Linked DNA regions of Homo sapiens: all the other regions are linked to region 3. A link is a contact called in ENCODE Hi-C or POLR2A ChIA-PET data. All regions are on one chromosome and are shown on one strand. The core of a region is the stretch at or near the end of the contact, and the rest is flanking DNA. Distances in the headings are between cores, read along the strand shown.

Region 1 (4,516 bases), core at 327-2,826, 2.1 Mb after region 3:
AGTTGAGGCTGCAGTGAGCCGTGATCATGCTACTGCACCTCAACCTGGGCGACACAATGAGACCCTGTTTCCAAAATAATAATAATAATAAAAGCAAATATGCGCTGCTGTGAGAATTAACAGAGACTTACTTGGGTGTTCAGAAAGGGCCTCTGAACAGGTGGCATTTAAGCTGAGATTCATATGACAAGGATGGAGCAGTTATGTGGAGATCAGGGAGAAGGGAGAATGCAAAGGCCTTCAGCAGGCACAAGCTTGCCATCTTCCCAGACCCTAGCTTTTAACTCCTCTTCCCCAGGTTCAGGGAGATTACTATGGAGATCTGGCTGCTCGCCTGGGCTATTTCCCCAGTAGCATTGTCCGAGAGGACCAGACCCTGAAACCTGGCAAAGTCGATGTGAAGACAGACGTGAGTGTCATGGGGGCTGGCAAGAAATGTGGGGGGAGGACCCTTAGGTTGTGGGGATGGGCAAAAATGCTCCCACACTTGGCTCCCTGGCAGCCTAGGTATGTGCGCTGGGAGAAATTCTTTCCCTGCCTCAATTTTCTCACCAGTAAAATGGGTCCAGTTGGGAGGTGCAAAGATTAGAGGGCTCTAGGCTAATTTGCATAGCACTTGTGTGGCCAGACCTGGGCCCTGCAGCTGCAGCCTTTGCTAAAACCACTAGATCCTTTGTGGTGTGACCGCTGGTTTTCTTTCCACTGTTTCCCCTTTCTCTTTTTCAGAAATGGGATTTCTACTGCCAGTGAGCTCAGCCTACCGCTGGCCCTGCCGTTTCCCCTCCTTGGCTTTATGCAAATACAATCAGCCCAGTGCAAACGGCTCGTCTCCGTGGTCTTTGGGGTGGGGTAGGGTAGGGTGGGGACTGTACAAATGAAATGTTTCTCTAGGTTGCTGAATCTAACCAATTAACCCGCTGCCTGTGGTAACGTCAGTGGTTGCTAGGCAGAGTTTCACTGATGAAAGCCCTGTGCAGTAGGAGCGCTCCTAAGCTTAGGTTTCGGACACAAGCAAAGGAAAACCTAAGCAGCCCAACTAGGGGATTGTAGTGTCCTCTCTAGACCAGTGGGAGGGAGCCAATCGGACTACGCGGAGGATATAAATCGCACAGTAAAGGTTTTCTTGGAAGATTATCTGGAAAGGGAGGTGGGAAGTAACCTGCGCCTATCTGCCCAGTTTTCCTCCTTTTCGCCTTTGAGAACAGTAATCGCTCCCGCCAGCTCAAGATCAGCTCCTCTTCCAGCCTCTTTCTGTCAATCCTGCCCGTGCCCCCTTCTTTGCATTTGTATCCCCTCCCCCAAGTCCGCTCCGATCCAATCCGGAGACTCGACTCTGCCCCCCGTACTCCAGACTAAATCCGTTCCTCGGCTCAGCTAAGCAGCTCTGCACGTCCCTTCCCACTTGCTCAGCCAATCGCTGGGCTCGGCCCCGCCCCTTTGGGCTTGGTCCTTCTCACGCCACCAATCCGCGCCTCTTGTCCCGCCCCCTGCCCGCGAGTCCGCCAATCCCGCCCTTCGGAAAGCGTCGCCTGGTATCCAGCTGCCGGAGCGGGTCGCGCCGGAGGGGGGCGGAGGCGGAAGTGGCGGTGCCGGGCCCGGGGAGTAGGAAGGAGCCGGGGCTGTAGCCGGAGTGGAGCGGCTGCCAGCCGAGGAGCAGGCGCGGCCGCGGCGCCATATTGCGGCCCTCAGCGGCCGCGACCGAGTCATGGCTGAGACCTACGGTGAGGGTGGTGGACGAAGCTGGGGTCCTGGGTCTGGGCCCAGGGAGGATGCGGCCTGTGGGAATGGGCGGGGCTTTGTAGATCAGGGGGCGGGGTCTGGTGTGATGGAGGCAGGACCTAAGTGGATGCTGGGAGGGGTTTAGTGGGTCTGAGGCTGAGCTTAATCGATTTAGGTGGAGCCTGAGGGTCTGGTGCGTGGGTTAAATAGATCTGGGGCGGGATTTGAGGGAGCTGGTCCTGAGGGGTTCAGGGAGGCCCTGAGGGAAGAGGTGGGCCTTAATGGATCTGGGCGGAGCCTGAGTGAAGGGGCGGGGCTGACTGCATGAATGGCAGGAGTCGGGCTTATGGGCTAGAGGGAACACTGAATGGAAGCTCGGGACCCTGGGGCTGATCTGGCTGGAGAGAGCTCTGGAATGGGTTTGGGGATGGGCTGTCCTTGAGTTAGGGGCAGGACTTAGTGGCAAAGGGTGGGACTTATGCATGAGAATGGAGCCGGGTTCTGGGCAGAGGGAGGGAAGGAGAGGTCGGGAAGTGGAAAATCAGTAGGGATGCACCATAGGAGGTGGTGATTGGAGGCAGGGGAAGTGCAGGTTTAGGAGTCAGAGGGAGCCGCATTCACTCAACAAATATAGAAGAGAAGGGAGAAGAGTGCAAAGACCCTGAGGTGAGAACCAGCTTGTCATTTTCAGGGAATAGACTGAAGGTCAGGAGCTATAGTGGAGTGAATGAGTCAGAGGGTGGTAGGAGGTGAAGAGGAACAAGGGCTATATCGTAGTCCTTGTTTAAATAGCTTTCAAGAGACTTTAGCGACAAAATAGCTAAGATCTGGGACTCTGGAGCCCTTGGCCTAGGTTTGAATCTCACTTCTGCCCAGCTGTGTCACTTTGGGCAAGTCAGTTAACCTTTCTGGCCTGTTACCTCATCCGGAAAATGGGAATAATTTTTAGTCTACCTCCCTCATAGAGTTTTCCTGAGGATGATGTGAGCTGTTGATGTGAGTAAAGACCTTTAGAACTGTTCCTGGCCCACAACAACACACAATTGACCCATGTAACAAACCTGCACATGTGGGCTGGGCGCGGTGGCTCATGCCTGTAATCCCAGCACTTTGGGAGGCTGAGGCAGGCGGATCACCTGAGGTCGGGAGTTTGAGACCAGCCTGACCAACATGGAGAAACCCCGTCTCTACTAAAAATACAGAATTAGCTGAGTGTGGTGGCGCATGCCTGTAATCCCAGCTACTCGGGAGGCTGAGGCAGGAGAATTGCTTGAACCTGGGAGGTGGAGGTTGCGGTGAGCCGAGATCGCGCCATTGCACTCCAGCCTGGGCAACGAAAAGTGAAACTCTGTCTCAAAAAAACAAAAACAACGACAAAAAAACCCCTGCACATGTACTCCCTGAATCTAAAATAAAAGTTGAAAAAAAATATATAGAATGTGCCTGGCACATGGCAAGTACTACATAAGAGTTATCTGTTACTGTTACCTATTGGTTTGTTTCTGCCTATGTCTGTTTCTCTCCCTCTAACTGTGATGGTTAGAGAGAGAGATTGGATTGGAATCCATCTTTTTTCCCTGTATCTTTCTCTCCCTGTGGGTATCCCTGATTTTGGCTCCATCTGGTCAGACTTCCTCTTCAAATTCCTGGTGATTGGCAGTGCAGGAACTGGCAAATCATGTCTCCTTCATCAGTTCATTGAGAATAAGTGTGAGTTTCCCGCAGTGGTCCTGGGAACCCTGAGCTGTGTTTATGCGCATGGTGTGGGCTGGTGGGCAGCCGGTGGGGAGGGCAGGGCTGGCCATAGGTACAAGTCCAGTGCTGGCTTTTTGGTCCTTGCTTTGTCGTATGTCCTTTACTAGGTTCTCCTTGACCTCAAGTCACTCCAGCAAGGAGAATGGGTTTGTAGAGACTGAGAGGGCCTTGGAGGATGGGGGATCCTCTGAGCTGTCTCCTCTCTCCCTGTACTGCCCCTTCTGTTCCTCCTACTCCCAGTCAAACAGGACTCCAACCACACAATCGGCGTGGAGTTTGGATCCCGGGTGGTCAACGTGGGTGGGAAGACTGTGAAGCTACAGATTTGGGACACGGCTGGCCAGGAGCGGTTTCGGTAGGTGGGCTGGGCTCCCAAGGGTGATGGGGAGAGAGAGTGAGAAGGAAAGAGAGAGATGTGTGTGTAGAGTCACTTGGAGACACTGAGAGGGCAGACAAGGCAGACAGAGAGAGATGAGACACCGTAGTTAGCAGGTATATATATCCAAGGAGAGAGGGAGTACTGGAGAGATAAAGAGATGGTGGAAGAAAAAGAGGTAGGGGCCAGGCGCAATGGCTCATGCCGGTAATCCCCGTGCTTTGGGAGGCCATGGTGGGAAGATTGCCTGAGCCCAGGAGTTTGAGACCAGCCTGGGCAACATAGTGAGACCCCATCTCAAAGAAAGAAAAAGAGATAGAGAAAAGTGGCTTGGGGGTGGGGAAAGGGATGGAGACTGAGAGACACCGAAACAGAAAGAGAAGGGGAAACTTGAGAGACTCACACTCAGAAAGGAAAAGAGCAAGAGAGACAGAGACTAAGAGAGTTGAAGAGAATGATAAGGGAGGTAAGGAGGCCTGGCACGGTGGCTTACACCTATAATCCCAGCACTGTGGGAGGCTGAGGCAGGTGGATCACTTGAAGTCAGGAGTTCAAGACCAGCCTGCCAATATGGTGAAACCGTGTCTCTACTAAAAAAAAAAAAAAAAAAAAAAAATCAAAAAATGTAGCCAGGCTGTGGTGGTGGATGCTAGCTACTTGGGAGGC
Region 2 (4,726 bases), core at 2,227-4,726, 2.2 Mb after region 3:
TATTTATTTTGAGATGGAGTTTCGCTCTTGTTGCCCAGGTTGGAGTGCAATAGTGCAATGTCAGCTCACCGTAACTTCTGCCTCCTGGGTTTACAAGATTCTCCTGCCTCAGCCTACTGAGTAGCTGGGATTACAGGCATGTGCCACCACACCTGGCTAATTTTGTATTTTTAGTGGAGATGAGGTTTCTCCATGTTGGTCAGGCTGGTCTGGAACTCCCGACTTCAGGTGATCTGCCCGCCTCGGCCTCCCAAAGTGCTGGGATTACAGGCATGAGCCACCGCGCCCGGCCTATTTATTTTTTTGAGACAGTCTCACTCTGTTGCCTAGGCTGGAGTGCAGTGGCACAATCTTGGCTCACTGCAATCTCCACCTCTCAGGCTCAAGCGATGTTCCCACCTCAGCCCCCCAGGTAGCTGGGACTACTGGTGCATGCCACTACACCTGGCTAATGTTTGTATGTTTTTGTAGAGACGGGGTTTCGTGGTGTTGCCTAAGCTGGTCTCAAACTCCTGGGCTCAAGCATTCCTCCTGCCTTGGCTTCCCACAGTGCTGGGATTACAGGCGTGAGCCACTGCGTCCATCCAGATTCATGATATTTAGATGTTGAAATGTGGCTTTACAGACTCAGACAGCTCTCTGAGGCAAACAAAGAGGGAGATGCAGGTACCCTCAGCACAAGCCCCAAATTACCTGCAGGGGAGAGGCGGAAAATCAGACAATGTAGAAACCGGGAGAAGAAAGGTATGGACAGACCGATGCAGATAGGAGGGGAAGGAAATACCTGGAAATGAGATAGAGACCGGCTGGACAGACCCCGGGGACCCTGCAGGTCACCACACCCTTCTCTTTCAGCTCACCTGTTCTCCAGGACCAGCCCTGCTGGGGCCCAGGCCCAGGCTCTGAGAGGCCGTGTCCTAACCTGCCCTGGCCCCGGAGAAGCTACGTTGCCACCTGTCCCCCTTCCCTGGCCTGGTGGGGCCTGGCTTTGGGGCAAGACTGAGCCACGGGGGAAGGGGGAATCCCGTACCTGCTGCTGCTTCCTCTGTCTTGGCTAACGTCTGTCCCCCTGAACCCCTAACCATACCCCAAGAGCTCCCAAAGCCTGAGACCAGGGTCATTTGTCCCCAACTCCCCATCTGGCCCTGCTGTTGCTAGTACCTGTTATTTATTACCTGGAGGCCTGTCCAGCACCCACCCTACCCCCATAAAGCATTGTTTACACCTGTGTCTTGGCCTCCATTATTGTGAGATGGCAGGGAGATGGAAGAGGTCCCTGATGGAAGAATCATGTGTCATGGTGTTTGGGGGCCTTGTTTCTGTTTTTTTGTTGTTGTTGTTGAGATGGAGTTTCCTTCTTGTTGCCCAGGCTGGAGTGCAGTGGCGTGATCTTGGCTCACCACAACCTCCACCTCCCGGGTTCAAGCTATTCTCCTGCCTCAGCCTCCCGAGTAGCTGGGATTACAGGCATGTGCCACCACACTTGGCTAATTTTGTATTTTTAGTAGAGATGGAGTTTCTCCATGTTGGTCAAGGTTGGTCTCGAACTCCCAACCTCAGGTGATTCGCCCGCGCTGGCCTCCCAAAGTGCTGGAATTACAGGTGTGAGCCACTGGGCCTGGCCTTGGGGGCCTTGTTTCCTGATTGGACGTGGTGTGGGGTATACCAAGCATGATGACTCAGGTGCCTGTTGCGGAGGGAGGGAATTTGTTACTGTGTGGACAGTTTGTGACAATCTGTGTTCTAAGCTCACGTGTGTAAACACGCTGATGTCCCTGTGTTTGTGACATGTGTACATGTTTCCAGTACCTGCATATGGGATGATGTCTATAGGATATAATGTGTGCTGGTTGTGTGTGATGCTGACAGCCGTAACTGCTCTGTGGCCTTGGTCATTGTATTGGTGAGGCTGGTATTGTTTGGGACATCAAGGCCAGGGGATGGGAATTTGGACCTATAGGTGGGCCTCCGGTGTGTGCATGTCTGATGCCTGAGAGTCAGAGGCAGTGACTCACTACTGCGTGTGTGCCTGTGCATGTGTACCCCGAGGTCTGTGTGTGTTTTGGTGTGAATTTGGCTCCTTTTAAACACCCATGTGTGGCCAGGCGTGGTGGCTCATGCCTGTAATCCCAGCACTTCGGGAGGCCAAGGCAGATGGATCACTTGAGCCCAGGAGTTGGAGACTATAGCCTGGGCAACACAGAGAGACCCTATCTACAAAAATAAAAAACAGAAAAAGTTAGCCAGGTGTCGTGGTACACACCTGAAGTCCCAGCTATTCCGGAGGCTGAGGTGTGAGGATCACTTTAGTTGGGAGGTTGGGCCTGCAGTGAACTATGATCATGCCACAGCACTTCAGCCTGGGCAAAAGGGTAAGACCCCATCTCAAAAACAAAACTAAACTAGAAACACCCTTGTGTGGCCATGAACCCTGTGTGTGCCCTGAGGACTGCGGGCTTTTGTGCAATCCTCACGCATGTGTGGATACCAGTATGCATGCCCTTGTGCTCACGCGAACCGCCCTACGCCCTCAGGTGGCCTGCAGGGGACTGGTGCAGCCCCGAGGACACTCCCAGTTGCTCGTCGCCCTCCCATCTCCACGTCGGCCTTCACCGACCCGGCGGGAGCCTTGAGTCCCAGCTCTCCAGAGCAATGGTGGAGCGGGCAGGGCATTCAAAATGACCTTATCTCCTTAGTCTCCTAAAGTGTTCCCAGCTGGCCATGCAAATGTCTTCTCTGTGTAGCGTTCCGTGGATTTTTTTTTGTTTCATTTTTTAATTTTGTGTAAAGATAAGGTCTCACTCCGTTGCCCAGACTTTCCCTGGTTCTTTATTCTGATTCCCACAATCGTCCCGAGGGGGCAGGCCGGAGCGGGTCTTGAAAATACACATTTGCACATCCCTTCTAGTCCGCGTTCCCTTTTCTCAAGGGCAACCCGCACTTTTTTGCCTCCGTTATAAAAGATACTTATGTAAATTACTGACGTGCGAATTTACATACATTTCTCAACTAACTGCGTAGCCATTTCTCCGTCTCTCACCTCCGTTCCTGGACGGCGAGAAGGAGGAGGAGCTGACCATGTAAATGAAGTCACGCGCACCGCGCTGCCGAACTCGGTGCCCCGCGCTGGGCGGGGGGCGGGTAGGCCTGTCCATGTAAATCACATCATTTGCGTGCCCCGCCCCGCCGACGCCACTTGATTCCAACATGCAAGAAACGCCCCCTCCCAGACCCGGCCCCTCACACTGCGTTCCCCCTCCCGCGCAAAGGGGGCGGGGCGGAGGATGCAAATGAACCTCGTGTAGGCCACGGACCGCTGTTTCCTTTCTCCTTGGTAGGGGGGTTGTCCCGAACTTCCTCGCCCCGCTCCGCCCCGCCCCGCGCGGCTCGGGCCTGCGCAGGCGCCGTCCCCTCCGCGGGGCGCGGTCACGTGCCCACCGGGCGAGGCGGGGCGGGGCGTCGCGCGCGGTGGGGGCGGGGTATGGCGCGCTGTGCGGCGCAGGGCGGCTGGCACAAACGGCGGCGCCGGGGCCGGAGGAAAAAGCTCGGTGAGGAGGTCGCGGGGCGAGAAGGGAGCGGGAGGAGACTAAGCCGGAGCCGGGGCGCCGGCGCGAACCGGGCGGGGTGTGGGGGCGCGCGCCGGGGCCTGCCGGGGCGACCCCGGGAAGGGGGATGTGGGTGCGGCGCGGGGGAGGGGACGCGCGCCGGTTACGTTGGGTGCCGGCCGTTGTGGGGGTTGGGGTGGGGGCGGGGAGCGCGCGCCGGGCGGAGGCCGAGTGGAGGGGGAGGGGAGGGGGTCCGAGCGGCCCTTAGGCCCTGCCCCTGTCGCCTACTGCGCTCAGAAGGGGCCTCAGGGCCTGCCCCGGGTTGGGGGCGTTGGGGTGCCCTGGATGGGGGCACCTTTATCTCTCGTCCTGTCTCCGGGTGCGTGCACCCTCCTCCGTCCTTTCCTCTGTCGCCGCGGACCCTCTCCCCGAGGGCCCCTCCCGTCGGTCAGTCTCGGGACCTCCCTTCCGTCTGGGCGTGTGTCCGCCCCCGGCCGGCTTCCTCCCGTCGGGCTCGGGTCGACCCCACCGTCCCGCTCCGCCCCGGGTCCTCCCTCCCAGCTTCCCTCCGGTCTATTTTTCTGTCTCTGGGCCCCTCGTTCTCTTTGTTTTTGGACTCCCCAGTTTCCTCTGTCTTTTGACCCCCCCGCCCCCACCCTGACTCTCCCTGGAACCCCCACGTTTCTCGTTGTCTTTCTGGAACGCCGAGGCAGGTCCCTCCTATTTTCCAAACCCCCTCCTTTCCCACTCCTCCACACCACCCTTTTCTACTCCAGCCCTCCTTCTTCTGTCTTTGGTTACCGCGTCCCACAACCTGCACCACAGTCCTCTGTCTTAGGGTCATCTACCCAGCCCCTGGCCTCCAGCCTCTCCCTATCACTGCCTCTTATCTGTCAGCGGACTCCCGCACCTCCAGATTCTCAGGGTCCTCTCCCCGACTTGGCCTCAGGTTTTGGGGGGCCTCTATAGTCAAGTCTGTCCTGGTCGTCTTCCCCACTCCTGCCCATACCATCCCGGCTTTCCCCTGCCTGCCTGTCTCTAGTTTCTCTCACATCCCTTTTTTTTTTTCCTTTCTCTAGCCACCCTGAAGGGTCCCTTCCCAAGCCCTTAGGGACCGCAGAGGACTTGGGGACCAGCAAGCAACCCCCAGGGCACGAGAAGAGCTCTTGCTGTCTGCCCTG
Region 3 (4,802 bases), core at 628-3,127:
TCAGCCCCCTGGGTAGCTGGGATTACAGGTGCATGCCACCAAGCCCGGCTAATTTTTGTATTTTTAGTAGAGACGGGGTTTCACCATGTTGGCCAGGCTGGCCTCTAACTCCTGACCTCGTGATCTGCCTGCCTCGGCCTCCCAAAGTGCTGGGATTACAGGCATGAGCCACTGCGCCCGGCCATTTATTTTTAATGTAAACATTTTTTTGTAGAGATGAGATCTTGTTATGTTACCCAGTCTGGCCTCAAACTCTTGGGCTCAAGCACTCTTCCAGCCTTGACTCCCCAGAGTGCTGGGATTGCAAGAGTAAGCCACCAGTGCCTGGCTGAATATTTAAATTTAAGATGCTTCCTGATGCAGTGGCTCGCACCTTTGTTTAAATGTCTGCCTTCTCCATGAAGCCTACCTGAGTAGTTTATTTGCATTCCAGCCCATGCTTGATTTTTCTCCAAATACTCAACACCTTGGAATATACAATACTACCTATTTTTTACTTTTATGTATATTTTTGAGACAGGATTTCGCTTCTGGAGTGCATTGGTGTGATCACAGCTCACTGCAGACTGGAACTCCTGGGCTCAAGTGATGTCCCTTCCTCAGCCTCCTGAGTAGCTGGGACTACAGGTGCACACAGCCATGCCCAGTGAATTTTTACATTTCTTGTAGAGACAGGTTCTTGTTATGTTGCCTAGGCTGGCCTTGAACTCTTGGGCTCAAGCCATCCTCCCGCCTCAGCTTCCCAAAGTGCTGGGATTACAGGTGTGAGCCCCTGTGCCTGTCTACATATTTTTTAAAATTTTGAGTGTTGAGGCCAGGCGCAGTGGCTCATGCCTGTAAGCCCAGCACTTTGGGAGGCCGAGGTGGGCGGATCACCTGAGGTCGGGAGTTTGAGACCAGCCTGACCAACATGGAGAAACCCCGTCTCTACTAAAAATACAAAATTAGCCAGGAGTGGTGGCACATGCCTGTGATCCCAGCTACTCGGGAGGCTGAGGCAGGAGAATAGCTTGAACCTGGGAGGCGGAGGTTGCAGTGAGCCCAGATCACGCCATTGCACTCCAGCCTGGGCAACAAGAGCGAAACTCCGTCTCAAAAAAAAAAATTTGTGTGTTGGTTGGGCGCGGTGGCTCACGCCTGTAATTCCAGCACTTTGGGAGGCTGAGGCGGGAGGATCGCTTGAGCTCAAGAGTTCAAGACCAGCCTGGCCAACATGGTGAAACCCCGTCTCTACTAAAAAAATACAAAAATTAGCCGGGTGTGGTGGAGCATGCCTGTGTTCCCAGCTACTCGGGAGGCTGAGGCAGGAGAATTGCTTGAATCCGGGAGGCGGAGGTTGCAGTGAGCCGAGATCGCGCCACTGCACTCCAGCCTGGGAGACAGAGCGAGACTCCGTCTCAAAAAATAATAAAAATAAAAGTAGATTTGTGTGTATGTGGCTTCCTTTACTAGAAGGTAGTTTCATGAAAGTTGGGATTTTTTTCTGTTTTTAGTGCCTGCGTAAAACATAGTCTGGCACAGAATAGGTGTTCAATAAATATTTGTTGAATTTGTGTCGCTGAATGGGAACCCGGTGCAGTGCATTCCAAGCCTGAGCTGGTTCAGGTCCGATGGCGGGGCCTGCCCTTATGAATCATTCATGATCTGGCCCCGCCCATACGCGAACGACGCGCGCGTTCACGCCGGAGAGGGGGCGCGGCTCGCCCCCGGGCTGAGTCGGGCGGCCAGGAAGCGGGACTCTGCGCAGGCGCCAAGCTCCGGAGCGCGGCCTTGGTGCCTTTTCTGGTTTGGCAGGCGCGCGCGCGCGGGAGGGCGGCAACCTCGGCGCTGTGCGCAGGCGCGGCGGGCAGTGCGCAGGCGCGGGCGGAGGGCGGGCTGAAGCAGCTGAAGCGGCGGTAGCGGCGGCGGCTCGGGCAGAGGGGCGGGAGCTGAGGCGGGAGCGGACAGGCTGGTGGGCGAGCGAGAGGCGGCGGAATGGTGGACTACCACGCGGCGAACCAGTCGTACCAGTACGGCCCCAGCAGCGCGGGCAATGGCGCTGGCGGCGGGGGCAGCATGGGCGACTACATGGCCCAGGAGGACGACTGGGACCGGGACCTGCTGCTGGACCCGGCCTGGGAGAAGCAGCAGCGCAAGGTGCGCGGCCCGCGGGCCGGACGGGCTGGAGGGGCTTTTCTGAGGGGGCCCGGGGAGGGGTGGGAGGTCCTGAAAGGTAACTGGAGCGTCTGTGATGGGAACGGGGGGGTCCCGAGAAGGAATTGGCGGGTCCGGGAAGGGAATTGGAGTCCTGAGGAGGAATCGCCGAGCTAGAGGAAGGAATTGGGAATCTGAAAAGAGAATTGGCGGCTGGGTGGGGAATATGGGAGTCAAATAAAAGGAATCGGGAAGGCTGATGAAGGATTTGGAGGGTCTGGGCGTGCCATTAGGGGAAACCGAGGAGATGACTGGGCAGGCTGAAATGGAACTGGGATCCGAGGCGGGCTTGAAGGGTCGGAGCATGGGTTGGGGGTGCTGGGAGGAGAATCAGGGGAGGCTGAGAAGGGAATTTCTGGGTCTGGGAAGTGTGAGGAGGAGCTTGAGTGTGGAGGGGTTGGTTATTTGGAGAGCAGAAAGATCTGAAGGAGATTGGAATTGGGGGAGCCTCAGGTTGGGGGAGTTATAAAGGGGATGAAGAATCAAGTGTGAGGATGGAGTGGAGATTGTGGGGTCTGAAGACGGGTGGGAAGACTAGGGAGGCTGGGAAGATGAAAACAGGGGCTAAGGGTAGAATTGAGCATGAAAAGACATGGGCTTAGGGTGTGAGGAGGGTAGAGGTGCCAGGACTGGGGGTCTGAGGAGGGTGGGGTGCGGAAGGAAGAAGTTAAGGGGCCCGTGAATCAGACGTTTTTGAAGGGGGTGAGATTTATTTGTGGTGCCCTGTTCCAAAGGGGAGAAGATTAAGAGATAGGAGGAATAATAAGAGGAATTGATGAGGGATGGAGAAGCCGAAGTAGAGGGGATACGGAGAGTGGGGATAATTTGGGGAGGGATTTCTAAAGAATTGATGGGAAGCTGAAAAGCTAAAGCGTTGGAGAGAATGAGGAAGTGTAGAGGGAGAAGGTGAGATCGGTGGGAGGGAGGGTGAGCTGGAATGGTGGATAATGGGAGAGAGGTTCGTTTAGGAAAATGAAAGTCTCATTAGAAAGGGAATGCGTAATGGATAGACTGAGAAAGGAATTTGAGGAGGGGGTGCTGGCTCCTGGAGGTGCAGTCCCGGGACTGGAGAGCGTGTGTGTGTCGTGCAGGCAGAATGAGTTTGGGGAGGAAGCGTTGAGAGTGTCCAGGAAGAATTGTGTCTTTTTTGGAGAGACCGGAGGTAGGTGAAGGGATCCTGAAGCAGAGACTGTGTTCAGGTGGCACTGTTTTTTTGGGGGGCGGGGGGGGCAACTTGGTAGGGCCCCACAGCAGTGAAAAGGTGATCAGAAGTGGAGTGGGATCCCCGAGCGAGGTGTCAGTGTCTGTGGGGGGGGGATAAATCCAGTGTGGTTGAGGGGGGAGCTCTGAGTGTGTGCAGGAAGAGCTAAAGAAAGGAGCGTGGTGAGTGGGTGTGTGTGGGGGGAAGGGGTTGTTCAGAAGTTTTGTGCGTGAAATGGGTGGGAGGTACTTGAAGTTGGAAGCATTTCGTGGGATCTGGAGATCTGGATTTTCTTTCCAGATTTGTTACTGATTCGCTCTGTGGCCTTGGACAAGACCCTTGAACTCTCCGGGCAGTTTTGTTATCTGCAAAATGCAAAGGGATCCGAGGGTTCCCTGCGGTGATTCTGTTAATAAAGAGGGATGTGTGTAGAGTTGGGACTTTGGACAGGGCTCTGAAGGTTTGGGAGAGTGAGTTTGGTGGAGATTTTTCAGGAACAGGCTACAGGGCTTTGAGTGGTGACCTGGCAGAGTGGGGAGTGACTGGAAGCCTCTCGAGGGCGCGAGTTGGTGGCCAGGAGCTTGGCACAGGCAGCCTAGCCCAGGCTGGAGGGGAAAGGGTGGGAAGGGTGGAAGGAGCAGCTGTTCCAAGGCAGCCTGAGGTGGGGCCGGGCATAACCTTGGGTCCATTACCAGCGTTGCTTGAATTTCCTCATCCGTAGTAACTGAGGGGCATGGCAGTGGCTTGGTGGGAGGGGTGTCCTTATCCGTGGCCCCACCTACTGCAGGATGGACAGGTTGCGATAGTTGGCATAAATTCACTTTTTGAGGGGAAGGTGAGATCTGTTCTGGAGTCTCAACAATAATTTATTGCCTGAGGCAGTGCCAGGTTGGAAAAGGTTGCCAAGAGACCTGGAAAGTTGGGAGGGAGCAGGGGCCACAGTGGTGGTTTTGAGAATGTCTAGGCTTTGTCTTCTGCAGCTGAAGGTGCTGGAGAAAATAAACCCCTCCCCCTTTTTTCTCAGGTGATAAGGGTGGGGGGACCTTCCTTTTCTCTCCCTTCCTGTCTTCTGCCACTCCTCAAGTGACTCCTTTTGCGAGCCGGGTTTCACTCCCTCCCGAGAGTTAGGGTGTGGGCTTTGTTCGTGGTTATAGTGTCCCTTGCCTACAGGGTGAGGCTGGGGCACCATTCAGGCCCTGGGTGGAAACCAGGACTCCCCAGAACCTCCAGGCCTTGCTGCCATGTGTCATTCTCTTACCTCCCAGCTCCCTTCCTCTGGGGCCGGGCAGGTTTGAGGGAAAAGGGTGGCTCACAGAGTCCGCTAATACCATCTGCTTTCGTGTCTCAGCCAGAGCCAGATTCTAGTACCTCCTGCTTTACACCTCCTCCAGCAAATATTTACCCTTAG

The links. A loop is a pair of places that touch in the nucleus more often than their neighbours do. ChIA-PET counts read pairs that join two places held with the same protein, here RNA polymerase II (POLR2A). Pooled maps may share reads with other maps.
Region 1: a pooled map shows a loop between it and region 3 (18-fold over the local background). The contact joins the promoter of RAB4B here to the promoter of ACTN4 in region 3. A Hi-C loop is called at or near these places in 3 of 50 pooled maps. POLR2A ChIA-PET finds 5 or more read pairs at or near these places in 2 of 52 experiments (B cell and H1).
Region 2: a pooled map shows a loop between it and region 3 (5-fold over the local background). The contact joins the promoter of EGLN2 here to the promoter of ACTN4 in region 3. A Hi-C loop is called at or near these places in 1 of 50 pooled maps. POLR2A ChIA-PET finds 5 or more read pairs at or near these places in 2 of 52 experiments (Caco-2 and T-cell).

What each region holds. Positions count from the first base shown.
Region 1 is chr19:40,776,671-40,781,186 of GRCh38, forward strand. It overlaps RAB4B (RAB4B, member RAS oncogene family), which reads left to right and starts at 1,577. Exons shown (of 8, transcript NM_016154.5): 1 at 1,577-1,721; 2 at 3,349-3,429; 3 at 3,715-3,829. The coding sequence starts at 1,706. MIA (MIA SH3 domain containing) reads left to right here. Exons shown (of 4, transcript NM_006533.4): 3 at 299-409; 4 at 727-820. The coding sequence ends at 750. MIA-RAB4B (MIA-RAB4B readthrough (NMD candidate)) reads left to right here. Exons shown (of 10, transcript NR_037775.1): 3 at 299-409; 4 at 3,349-3,429; 5 at 3,715-3,829. It overlaps RAB4B-EGLN2 (RAB4B-EGLN2 readthrough (NMD candidate)), which reads left to right and starts at 1,549. Exons shown (of 12, transcript NR_037791.1): 1 at 1,549-1,721; 2 at 3,349-3,429; 3 at 3,715-3,829. RefSeq lists silencers at 711-840, 1,391-1,630 and enhancers at 1,691-1,760, 2,648-3,179.
Region 2 is chr19:40,795,715-40,800,440 of GRCh38, forward strand. It overlaps EGLN2 (egl-9 family hypoxia inducible factor 2), which reads left to right and starts at 3,477. Exons shown (of 6, transcript NM_080732.4): 1 at 3,477-3,548; 2 at 4,625-4,726. RAB4B-EGLN2 (RAB4B-EGLN2 readthrough (NMD candidate)) reads left to right here. Exons shown (of 12, transcript NR_037791.1): 8 at 4,625-4,726. RAB4B (RAB4B, member RAS oncogene family) reads left to right here. Exons shown (of 8, transcript NM_016154.5): 8 at 856-1,228. It overlaps MIA-RAB4B (MIA-RAB4B readthrough (NMD candidate)), which reads left to right. Exons shown (of 10, transcript NR_037775.1): 10 at 856-1,230. RefSeq lists silencers at 3,255-3,614, 3,765-3,814.
Region 3 is chr19:38,645,772-38,650,573 of GRCh38, forward strand. ACTN4 (actinin alpha 4) reads left to right here and starts at 1,878. Exons shown (of 21, transcript NM_004924.6): 1 at 1,878-2,136. The coding sequence starts at 1,975. RefSeq lists silencers at 1,718-1,907, 2,138-2,217, 3,401-3,599, 3,558-3,852 and enhancers at 3,558-3,852, 4,481-4,560.